Linked DNA regions of Homo sapiens: region 2 is linked to region 1. The links are chromatin loops, found by intact Hi-C in ENCODE. Cell type or tissue: heart right ventricle. All regions are shown on one strand. Each heading gives the region's core, and the rest is flanking DNA. Links, peaks and the distances in the headings are about the cores only. Region 1 overlaps SYNE1 (spectrin repeat containing nuclear envelope protein 1). Region 2 has its middle 5.8 kb from the start of SYNE1.

Evidence for each region. Hi-C counts contacts between places; a loop is a spot of excess contacts. Peaks named below come from ENCODE experiments on the same cell type or tissue, not always from the same donor. Only the 100,000 strongest peaks of a DNase experiment are listed, where the experiment ranks them.
Region 2: it touches region 1 in a loop (2.2-fold over the local background); 23 of 110 quality-filtered maps call a loop at or near these places.

Annotation. Positions count from the first base shown.
Region 1 is chr6:152,483,013-152,488,398 of GRCh38, reverse strand. It overlaps SYNE1 (spectrin repeat containing nuclear envelope protein 1), which reads left to right. Exons shown (of 146, transcript NM_182961.4): 12 at 1-3; 13 at 3,427-3,564; 14 at 5,150-5,314. Among named protein-coding and RNA genes, the nearest start is that of SYNE1-AS2, 83 kb to the right of the region's middle. In heart right ventricle, for the core only: a CTCF peak has its summit at 2,586; no DNase peak of the experiment used is centred there; H3K4me3 peaks cover 332 bases.
Region 2 is chr6:152,640,515-152,645,900 of GRCh38, reverse strand. No RefSeq gene overlaps it. Among named protein-coding and RNA genes, the nearest start is that of SYNE1, 5.8 kb to the right of the region's middle. In heart right ventricle, for the core only: CTCF peaks have their summits at 2,514 and 2,722 (motif pointing right); a DNase peak (open chromatin) is centred at 2,710.

The DNA.
Region 1 (5,386 bases), core at 1-5,000:
CAGGTATTGTATGGAGAAGATTTTTGAATTTTTCAAAAGCTATTTTTGACTAATATTTATATATGTCATTTGATCTCCATTTAATGCTTCAAATTACATTAATGAGAAAAGTCTTTAAAGACATAACATTCATTACCCTAAGTTTGCATATAATTTAATAATTGTATTTCTAACTTATGTAGATAGTCTTAAGTTGCATTGTGTCCACACTATATATGGAGCACTGAGGCTTCATCACTTTTCCATAACTCAGTCTTATAGATGACTTGGAAAACAAATGCAGAGTCATTGTGTTTATAGAACTCATGATTTTTTTTTTTTTTTGAGACGGAGTCTCACTCTCTCTCCCAGGCTAGAGTGCAATGGCGTGATCTTGGATCACTGCAAGCTCTGCCTCCTGGGTTCACACCATTCTCCTGCCTCAGCCTCCTGAGTAGCTGGGACTACAGGCACCCACCACCACACCTGGCTAATTTTTTGTATTTTTAGTAGAGATGGGGTTTCACCATGTTAGCCAGGATGGTCTCAATCTCCTGACCTCGGGATCCACCTGCCTCGGCCTCCCAAAGTGCTGGGATTACAGGCGTGAGCCACCATGCCCGGCCAGAACTCATGATCTTATAGATCTCACCTAACCCAAAAATCTACCAAGAACAAAGAGTTGAGTCAAATTGAAAATTAGTATAAAATAAACTGAATTTAACAAAGGATTGCAACATGAGTATTGGAGGGTCCATTAAAGGGATCAGTTTCGACTGCGACCTGCCTAGTCCAACACCATTGCATTCAAGTTGAGCTCAGAGTTAATGTTTTTCTCCAGTCTGACTACAGTGTCATTAATTGGACTTCTGCTTCTGATTTTCACTTCCAAGACACAAAACACAGTTTATTCCCATTTACAAAGTGTGATTTCAATAGCAAAGACACAGAATCAACCCAAATGCCCATCAATGTAGACTGGAGAAATAAAATCTGGTACATATACACCATGGAATACTAGGCTGCCATATAAAGGAACAAGATCATGCCCTTTGCAGGGACATGGATGGAACTGGAAGTCATTATCCTCAGCAAACTAATGCAGGAACAGAAAACCAAACCCTGCGTGTTCTCACTTATAAGTGGGAGCTGAACAATGAGAACACATGGACACATGGAGGAACAACACACACTGGGGCCTGTGGGGGAGTGGGAGAAGGAGAGCATCAGGAAGAATAGCTAATGGATGCTGGGCTTAGTACCTAGATGATGGGTTGATCTGTGCAGCAAACCACCATGGCACATGATTACCTATGTAACAAATCTTCCTGTACATGTACCCTAGAACTTAAAATAAAAGTTGGAGAAAAAATAAAAATTAATAAAAATTGTGATTTATTTGATGCAGCATTATCATTTTTCCCAATGTAAAACATCAGTCCCTTTTAGTGGCAAAATTAAATATAGTATATTCTGAATTATATTCTGTAATATATTCTACTCGACATCATATTTCAGTCATTTCTGCTACAGAAAAAGGTCAAATGAAGTGAGAACTTCAACATGGTAGACAAAAGATTTATCTATGGCATTAGTGATTTTATATAATTGTATCTTTAAAATATGCCTGAATTTAGGTGGATGATAGCATCAATATTATATTTGTCAAACTTAGCAAAGCAATAAATATGTGGTTAATATGCATGTACTCTTTTGCTTTGAAATTCAGTGTAAGCTTTTTTCCCCAAAATAAAATTTTCTGGGCTGAGATCCATTAAAAAATGATTAAGCCAGTAAATGGAGAAAAGAATTGCAAGAACAGAGTGAATATACTTATTTAGTCCACTGATGAGGTTTAGGTTTGGCACCAATTATCAAAAAATAAATTCCAAGTTATAAAGCTATCTGTTATACAGATGCTAGTTCATGAGGGAAACAAAGGCTTAGGAAAACAGAAAACAGAAATCCTCCTTTCAGCCCGAAGGTGATCACTAGTCTCATAAAAATGGGTTTAGAGTCTCTCTGAAATCTGAATTTAGGGAAAATTTCATTTCATCTTTACATTCTGTAATCAGCATTTTAAATCTCTTTCAATCTGTAGCAAATGCTGCATTTTCCAGTTTTTTCACTCAGAATCCTGTGGAATAAAATTTAAAAGTTGATTTGATGTTTTGTTTTTTTTTAAATTTATTTTTTTGTTGTTTTTTTTAATATTTTTTTTAGTCAGAGTGTCACTCTGTCGCCAAGCTGGAGTGTAGTGGCATGATCGTGATCTCAGCTCACTGCAACCTCCGCCTCCCAGGCTCAAGCGATTCTCCTGCCTCAGCCTCCTGAGTAGCTGGGACTACAGGCATGCGCCACTATGCTCAGCTAATTTTTGTATTTTTAATGGCGACGGGCTTTCACCATGTTGGCCAGGATGATCTCAATCTCTTGACCTCATGATCCGCCCGCCTCGATCTCCAAAAGTGCTGGGGTTACAGGTGTGAGCCACCGTGCCCAGCCTATGTTTTGGTATTTTTAAAATTCCATTCAGTTAGAGAAAATGAAAGAAAACCTTGTAGATAAAATTCTAGTTCACTATCTCCCCCCAGTGTTCTTCACGTGAATTTACATGTTTGTTTATAATTTTGAAATTCTTTTAGTTGTGTTATCTGCTAACTTTTGTGGGGCCATTCTCCTGTAACATAATTGCACATTTTAATTATCTTTTCATTTTATGTTTAGATTTGGAGTCATATTTTAGGATGGGTTAATTTAGTTAATGTAAAATATAAAACTTTAAAAATTGTTTTAATGTTAGCATTAAGCTTATAGTTAAGTCTACATATAATACATTGATGTCAACTGTACTGTGATATACTTAATATTTTAATACCATGAAATTAAAGCAAAGGATTATCATGTAAACATGGTCCCCTAAAGTAAACCTCTTTATGCAGGCTTACTTAAACACAAATCTAGACAGCTTTAATTCTGCATTATTTTGATATATGCAATTTCTATTTGTAAATTGTTTGGTACTTGAAGTAAAGCAACTATCTTGATTATTAGCTAAGATTTATACTCCTGTTTACTATGATTTCCTGACAAACATATACTGGTACACAAATTACTTTACTAGAAATGAGAAATCCTAGGCTTTAGTCCTACCTCTACTACTTGTCCTTGATAAGTCATTTCTGGGCTTCAGAATAATAATGCATGTGTAGGGTGATGGAGAGAACCAGAGAGGATAATATGAAGAAAGCACTTAGCACAGGGTCAAGCTATGTCAGGGCTTGATGAATGACAGCTGCTATTAGTATCATAACTACCGTTATTATTATCAACAACATATATTGAGTGTTATCCAAATAGAAAAGATTGTTATTTAGGAAATGTGCTTTCCTTTGCTTTTGCTTTTTTTGACTCATTGCCATACTGTTGCTGTTTTTCCTCTTTTAGTCATTTAAGCACTTCAGAGTTCAATATGAAATGAAGAGGAAACAGATTGAACATTTAATACAACCATTACACAGAGACGGTAAATTGTCACTTGACCAAGCATTGGTAAAACAATCTTGGGATAGAGTGACCTCCAGGGTAAGTTCTCCCACAATTAGTTATACTGAGCTTAATAAATTTAGAAAAGAATATTTTTCATCATCTATTTCTACACAGTGGTATGGCAACAGGTTCTACTGCCTCTGTCTGAGGCTAGAAAGACTTAACTATGGGAGAATCTTTGCCTCCTTGTCTAGTTTTCCTGTAAGTTAATGGAAGTCTTTGGTTTAACAGCTATTTTCTTGCCTTGGCTTCCCTCTATGTGATATCAGCAATTAACTAGATGATAGATTAAAGTCCTGAGACCATCTGGATCACTTCACACTTTACACAACTTCCTTCTGGGTGGTTTAGAAGAGGTGACTCTCTGGTCTTGTAGCAGATTCTCCAGAGTAGAGCCACAGCAACTTCTTGTATTCTAAAATCATGTTTCATCAACAGTTAATGACCTTCCTGTGTTGACATACAGTTTTGCATTCTTTAATTCAAGCATCTTTTTTTATCTGATCATGAATCTGAAGGAAAATTGCTCAGTATCTTTCATATTCATATTCTTCATGCTTAAAGGCCAAGATTTCAAACCCCTGGAACACTTCTATCACTAATAAGAATATTTGTCTTGAACTTACCATATATTCTTTACTTTATTTTATTTTGTTTTTGAGATAGTGTCTTGCTCTGTCACCCAGGCTAAAGTGCAGTGGCACAATCACAGCTCACTGCAGCTTCAACCTCCTTGGCTCAAGCAATCATCCTACCTCAGCCTCCCAAGTAGCTGGGACCACAGGCATGTACCACCATACTTGGCTAATTTTTTTTTTTTTTTTTTTTTTTTGTAGAGATGAGATCTCACTATATTGCCCAGGGTGGTTTTAAACTCCTGGGCTCAAGCATCTCATCCATCTTGGCTTCCCAAATTTCTGGGATTACTGGAGTGAGCCACTGCACCCAGCCTAATTTTTTTTTTGATAGTCTCATTTTTTCTAGTGACTCCATTAAAGAATAGGCTAGTTCCTAAGCACCTCAACTCATCCCACCTGGCTTTCCAGTAAGCTAGGAAATGTGTCTGAGAATTGGGTAAAATGGAAGAGATGGAGAGAAGGGTAGACAATCATAGGATTATAGAAAGAATCCTTTAAACCCATCTTTGTCCAGAGCTGCTTAGATAATCCTCATTTTTCTGAACTTGTTCTGATCACGTGGGAGGTTTTAATGGGATTCTCATTCCGACGACCAAGATACACATGTGCCAGGTGTATAACTGCTGCATCCTCCAAGCATGTCACCAAACCTGATCCCTTCCCTTTCAGCAAAAGCCACACTGAAAATCAGTGGGTGCTTCATGCTACTCCTGTAAGAGGAAAATTGCTTACACTTCTGATAATATTCTTCCATGTTTAAGATGTATTTTCAGTTTCTTCAAAATTTGCTTTTAACTGTAATTTTCTCCCCATCCCTAAAGTGTCAAACTCAGAACACAGACATTTGCTTATTTGATATTTATTAACTTAGCCTGAAATCATTAACTTAAAGCTTTATGTATGCTTTACTATTATTTGGGTGCAATTTTATAAATTGCCATCTGTATTAAAGATATTTTACTTTTCTGCTTTTTAAATTTTAGCTCTTTGACTGGCATATACAGCTTGATAAATCTCTTCCTGCACCTCTGGGCACCATAGGTGCCTGGCTGTACAGAGCGGAGGTGGCCCTGAGAGAGGAAATAACCGTTCAACAGGTCCACGAGGAAACAGCAAACACGATACAACGGAAACTTGAGCAACATAAGGTAAAAATTCTGGTTGGAAAACCTTGCAGCATAACAGCCCTACTGTGGTCTGGAGAGGTAGCCTAGTTACAA
Region 2 (5,386 bases), core at 95-5,094, 160 kb before region 1:
GTCCCCCAAAGTCTAGAGGTTGAGGAGATAAGAGGGATGCAGCAAAGGAGACCAAGAAGCAGCCAGAAGAGAGAAAGTGAGGGAAGAGGCAGGTTCAGAAGCCAAGTGAGAAAACTATCTTGAGAAGGAAAGAGGAAATAACTAAATGCTTCTAATAGATCAAGATAGGGACAGAGATAGGAATATTAGGTTTAGCAAAGAAGTCGCTGGTAACCTAGCTAAGGTGGCATGCTGGGGGTGAAAGCTGGCCTGTGGTGAGTTCGGGAGCAAGTGGGAAGAGAGAAATTGCCAACAGAGTGTAGACCACTCTTTCAAGAAATTTTTCTTAAAATTTAGGAGAGAAATGAGGTAGTATTTGGAGTTTAGGTGGTGAACAAGAAAGTTTGTTGTTGTTAATATGGGAGGAATAGCATGTTTATATGCTGATGGGAATGAACTAGCAAAGAGAAAAGAAAGTCATGATGCTAGGAATAGAGAAAAACATTGTTGACAGGAAGGGATAGATCGAATATATAAGTGGAGGAGGTGGCCTTAACTAGGAGCTTAAAGAGTTCATTCCTAGCAACAGAAGACAAATTGGAACATTATATGCAGGCACTGACAACATGCATGCATATGCTAGTGGCAGCTTGTGGAAATTCTCTTTGATTGCTTAAAATAGTAAATAGGAAACAAAGTTAATAGCTGAAAATTTAGATATGGGGGAACATTTGGGGAAATCTGGGAAGATAGGAAAAAGTATGATATTTGTTTAGGGAAGTGGGAGAGTATATTGGTTAGAGAAATAGAGCATTCAGGGGCATTTGATTTAGTGATTTGCCATAAAGGCAAAGACCAGTTAGCATAAGGTAGTGTTCCCCCAGCCATATTCAGCAGTGTGGGTGCAGGCACGAAGTAGGCAGAGCTGAATTTAACAAGGGATGTGTGTTAGCCAAGTGAGTATGACAAGGCAAGAGGGACAGTGCTTGAGGATAAATTCAAGAGGTGAGTAGGATGGTTACATGTGGAATTTAAACCATTTTAAAAGGGATGAACATAAAGGGGGAGATAGACAATGAAAAAAATTGCAGAATCAACTGTCACTGAGCAGCCACATATGGTTAATGTGGGTTATGCACTACATACACGTAAGGTAACATCTTTCAGGTGGGCATCATCCATAAATGGAATTTAAGATTTGGGTACGCATTGTAATTTTCTGAAAGATGGCACTCAACCATCTTGTTTTATCAAAAGTGATCTTTTACAATAGTTTCCAAAAGATGGAGTTGAAATATCTGCTAGGCATGGTGGTTCGTGCCCGTAATCCTAACATTTTGGGAGGCCAAGGTGGGAAGACTGATTGAGCCCAGAAGTTCAAGACCAGCCTGGGCAACATAATGAAACCTTGTCTCTACAAAAAATAAAAACAAAATCAGCCAGGCATGGTGGCAAGCGCCTGAAGTCCCAGCTACTCAGAGGCTGAGGTGGGAGGATTGCTTGAGCACAGGAGGTCGAGGCTGCAGTGAGCTGAGATTGCACCACTGCAGTCCAGCCTGGGTAACAGAGTGAGACTCTGTCTCACAGAAAAAAAAAAAAATCTTGAAGAATTCAAACAAAGGCATCCCAAGGGCCATCGGTGACCCTCCCAATGGATGTGAGGTCCTATTCAGTTGAGGGGTTATTGGAATTGGAATGCAACAGGGAGAGTACTGGGAACAAAAGAGTCAGTGATCAGAGAGTGGAGTGTTTCCAGTTGAGATTATCATCACAAATAATTGTTACTGTTCATCATGACAAGGTCAAGACTATGATCACGGGAGTGGGTGGCTAAGTAGAGGAGAGACCAATGGTCTAAGAAGATCAACTCCCGAAGGAAGCATGGGGAGAAAGGGACAAGAACATTTCACTGGGGAATTAATATTTTAAAATTTATTCAGCAATGCTAAAATGTTTCATTTTTTAAAAAGTATTAAAATCTTAACTTTTAAAATTCTAAAACAATATTAATGTTAGAGTTATAAGAGATTTAAAAGATTTAACTTATTAAAGTAGAATTTCTGTACATTTTTCTTTTTTTTCTTTTTTTTTTTTTGAGACAGTCTTGCTCTGTGGCCCAGGCTGTAGTACAGAGCACAATCTTGACTCACTGCAACCTCTGTTTCATAAATTTAAGCGATTCTCCTGCCTTGGCCTCCTGAGTAGCTGAGATTACAGCCGTGTGCTACCATACTCAGCTATTTTTGTTTTTGCAGTTTCAGTAGAGACAGGGTTTCACCACGTTGGCCCACCTGGTCTCGAACTCCTAAACTCAAGTAATCCACCCACCTCAGCCTCCCAAAGTGCTGGGATGACAGACATGAGCCACCGCGGCCAGCCTAGAATTTCTGTAAATGTTAATTTCAGTAAACATTTGCATTCACCAGTTCACCCAAGTCTGTGTTTGTACTGGATACTGTTTCTCGGCAAACAACCTGCATTCACTCCTCTTTCTGTGCTCTCTCCTGTATCTCTGGAGCTAGAAGTTTGGGCATTACATTTCTCAGGCTCCCTTTCCTGAGGGGTTTGGGTGAAATTTGCATTCTGCCAGTGCTCTCACATGAGATTTGGAAGGCAATGTAGACACTGAGAAATTCTCCCTCCAGCGGCAACGGCAGTAGTTTTACAGAGGCTGGCTGAACACCCAGCTCCCTCACCAGGCCTAGCCTCTGAGCAAGGGCAGCTGTGATGCTGTTGGCGGTTTGCTGCAGTATCTTGACCTCTGGGTGGCAGCAGCAACTTGCCGAGCTCTGGATTGCACTTGCAATGGTGCTTACCTGAAAGCTGAAGGCAGCCTGATGATGATCACTTCTCTAGCCTTTCCAACACTCCTTAAGTTGCTTTGATTTTTCTTTAATGAATCTGGACTGACACAATATTTCATGCCAAGATTGGTTCCAGAGCTTCAAAGATGAGAATCTTGTTGTTTGACCTGGTTGCATTTGCTTACAGTGATGACCTAATTGCCTAATTCTAGTGCAAAATAGAATTATGAAGAGACATGGCACATGGTGGCAAACACTTCCTTGAATTAACACCTGTGGTTGTCGGAAGTGAAGGACCTATTGAAATCAAGAATTGTGGAGACTAAGTTGACCGCTGCTCTAGAGTCTGAAAGTAGGAAAGAGAACGAGAAAGACCATGGGGTGTGTCATCTACTTCTGACTGCACCAGAGACCATAGAAAGAAAATGGCAAGCTGGGAAACTTTACACTTTTGGATCAAGGCCTGGTCAAGGACTAGAGGACTTCTAGGACCCTTGTAGCTACATTGCTGATATAGCCAAAAATCAGACCTAAGGTCCGCTTCTGCATGTTGCAAAATTACAGCATAAAATAAATTCAAAGACTTGCCAAGTCTCTTACATGAAAGCTAAAGTTCTTATTGTAAAGAGTGGGCTATGAGAACTGGAACAGGGGCATTTGTAGGATTTGGGTGAATCCGAGGACTTTGAATGCAAATCCTCCTGAGGCACTTACTTGTCAGGAAAATAAGTCCCTCTGTCCTCGTTTGTCCTTTCTCCCTTGTCAACAGACTATTGATTCCACTACAGGCCATTACGTAACAAGTGGCTCCTAGATTTCTAGAAGACCAAGCCGGACCTCTACTGACTACATCAAGACCCTGACTGATAAAATGCCCCTTAACCTTTAAAAAGTAAGAGAGCTACTTTGATTGAAGTTTCACTGCACTGTGTGTACAAGTTGGTTTTGAAGAGATTTAAGACTAAGGGAGGGAGGTGGAAGAAGAGAGCCATTTGTTGAGTTGCACACGTGTTCATTTGAATAAAGATGCACTTCTGGTAGATCCTGGGGCCGCTGCTTTTGATAAATCCACAACATATTTTAATTACGGCAAGTTTTGTCATGGTATCAACACAGATACTTAAAGTAGGAATGACAGAAGTAGAAATGATTATTCGGGTTGGGCGCAATGGCTCACTCCTGTAATCCCAGCACTTTGGGAGGCCAAGGCGGGCAGATCACCTGAGGTCAGGAGTTCGAGACCAGCCTGGCTAACATGGTGAAACCCTGTTTCTACTAAAAGATACAAAAAGTTAGCCAGGTGTGGTGGCGCATGCCTGTAATCCCAGCTACTCAGGAGGCTGAGGCAGGAGAATCACTTGAACCCAGGAGGCAGAGGTTGCGGTGAGCCAAGATTGCGCCATTGCACTCCAGTTTGGGCAACAAGAGCAAAACTCCGTTTCCAAAAAAAAAAAAAAAAAAAGGAAAGAAATGATTTTTCTCTGATTTCATATGGGCACAATGTCTCATATTTTACAAATGTATAGAACACCATGATGCAGGCATTGGGATGAAGCTGGGCTGAAGGCAATCTGCAACTGTTGCTATCTTTGGTACCTCTTGCTAATGCAGACAGGGGACCTTGGGGGCCCAACTACAGTGATATATAAGAAGAAGATTCTTTGTAAAGTGAGACAGAATGAAAAGACGGATGAGGAGGACAGGCCCTGGGCCTGGTGGAGGAGGAAGTCAGGTTGCTGTCCTGGCAGCTGTCTCTCAGCCTGTGATGGCCCTGGGATTGTATTTTGTTGCTCTCAGGAACTGGTGTCCTAGCTCTATTAGGCTATTGCAATGTGAAATGGAGAGTGATGGTTTGCCAACTTCAGAAACATCTAGACTAATAGTAATAATAACTAGAAGCATAATAATGATGCTAATAATATCTTTCATTTATTGACCACATGCCAGGCACTGAAGTGCTGAGTGCTATTCAGGCATTAGCTCATGTAGTCCCCACAACAGCTCTATGAATGAGATACTATTAGAATCCTGAATTGCAGGGTTGTAAACCTGAATTCACAAGAGGTTAAATTCCTAGCTAAAAATCACATAGGCACTTAATGGTAAAGCTGGGACTCAAACCCAGGCCTTTCTTGCTTTAAAACCCAATACTTTAACCATTATACTTTTCTAACTTCCTGTTGACACATGTCTTAGTCTGTTCGGGCTGCTGTAACATAATACTATAGTACAGGTGGCTCACAAACAACAGACACTTACTACTCACAGTTCTGGAGGCTGGAAGTCCAGGATCAAGGCACCTTCAAATTCAGTGTCTGGTGAGAACCCACTTCCTGGTTGATAGATGGCTGTCTTCTTGATGTGTTCTCACATGGTGGAAGGGGCAAGGACTTCTCCAAGTTCCTTTTATTAGCACACTAATTCTATGCATGAGGGTTCTACCCTTATGACCTAATCACCCCCAAAGGCCACACCTCCTAATACCATGACACTGGGGATAGGTTTCAACATATGAGTTTGGGGGTGGGGGAACATACCTATTCAGTCTATAGCACAACATGGCCTTATGCCCTGTAAGTTTTATCTATTAAATATCTCTCAAA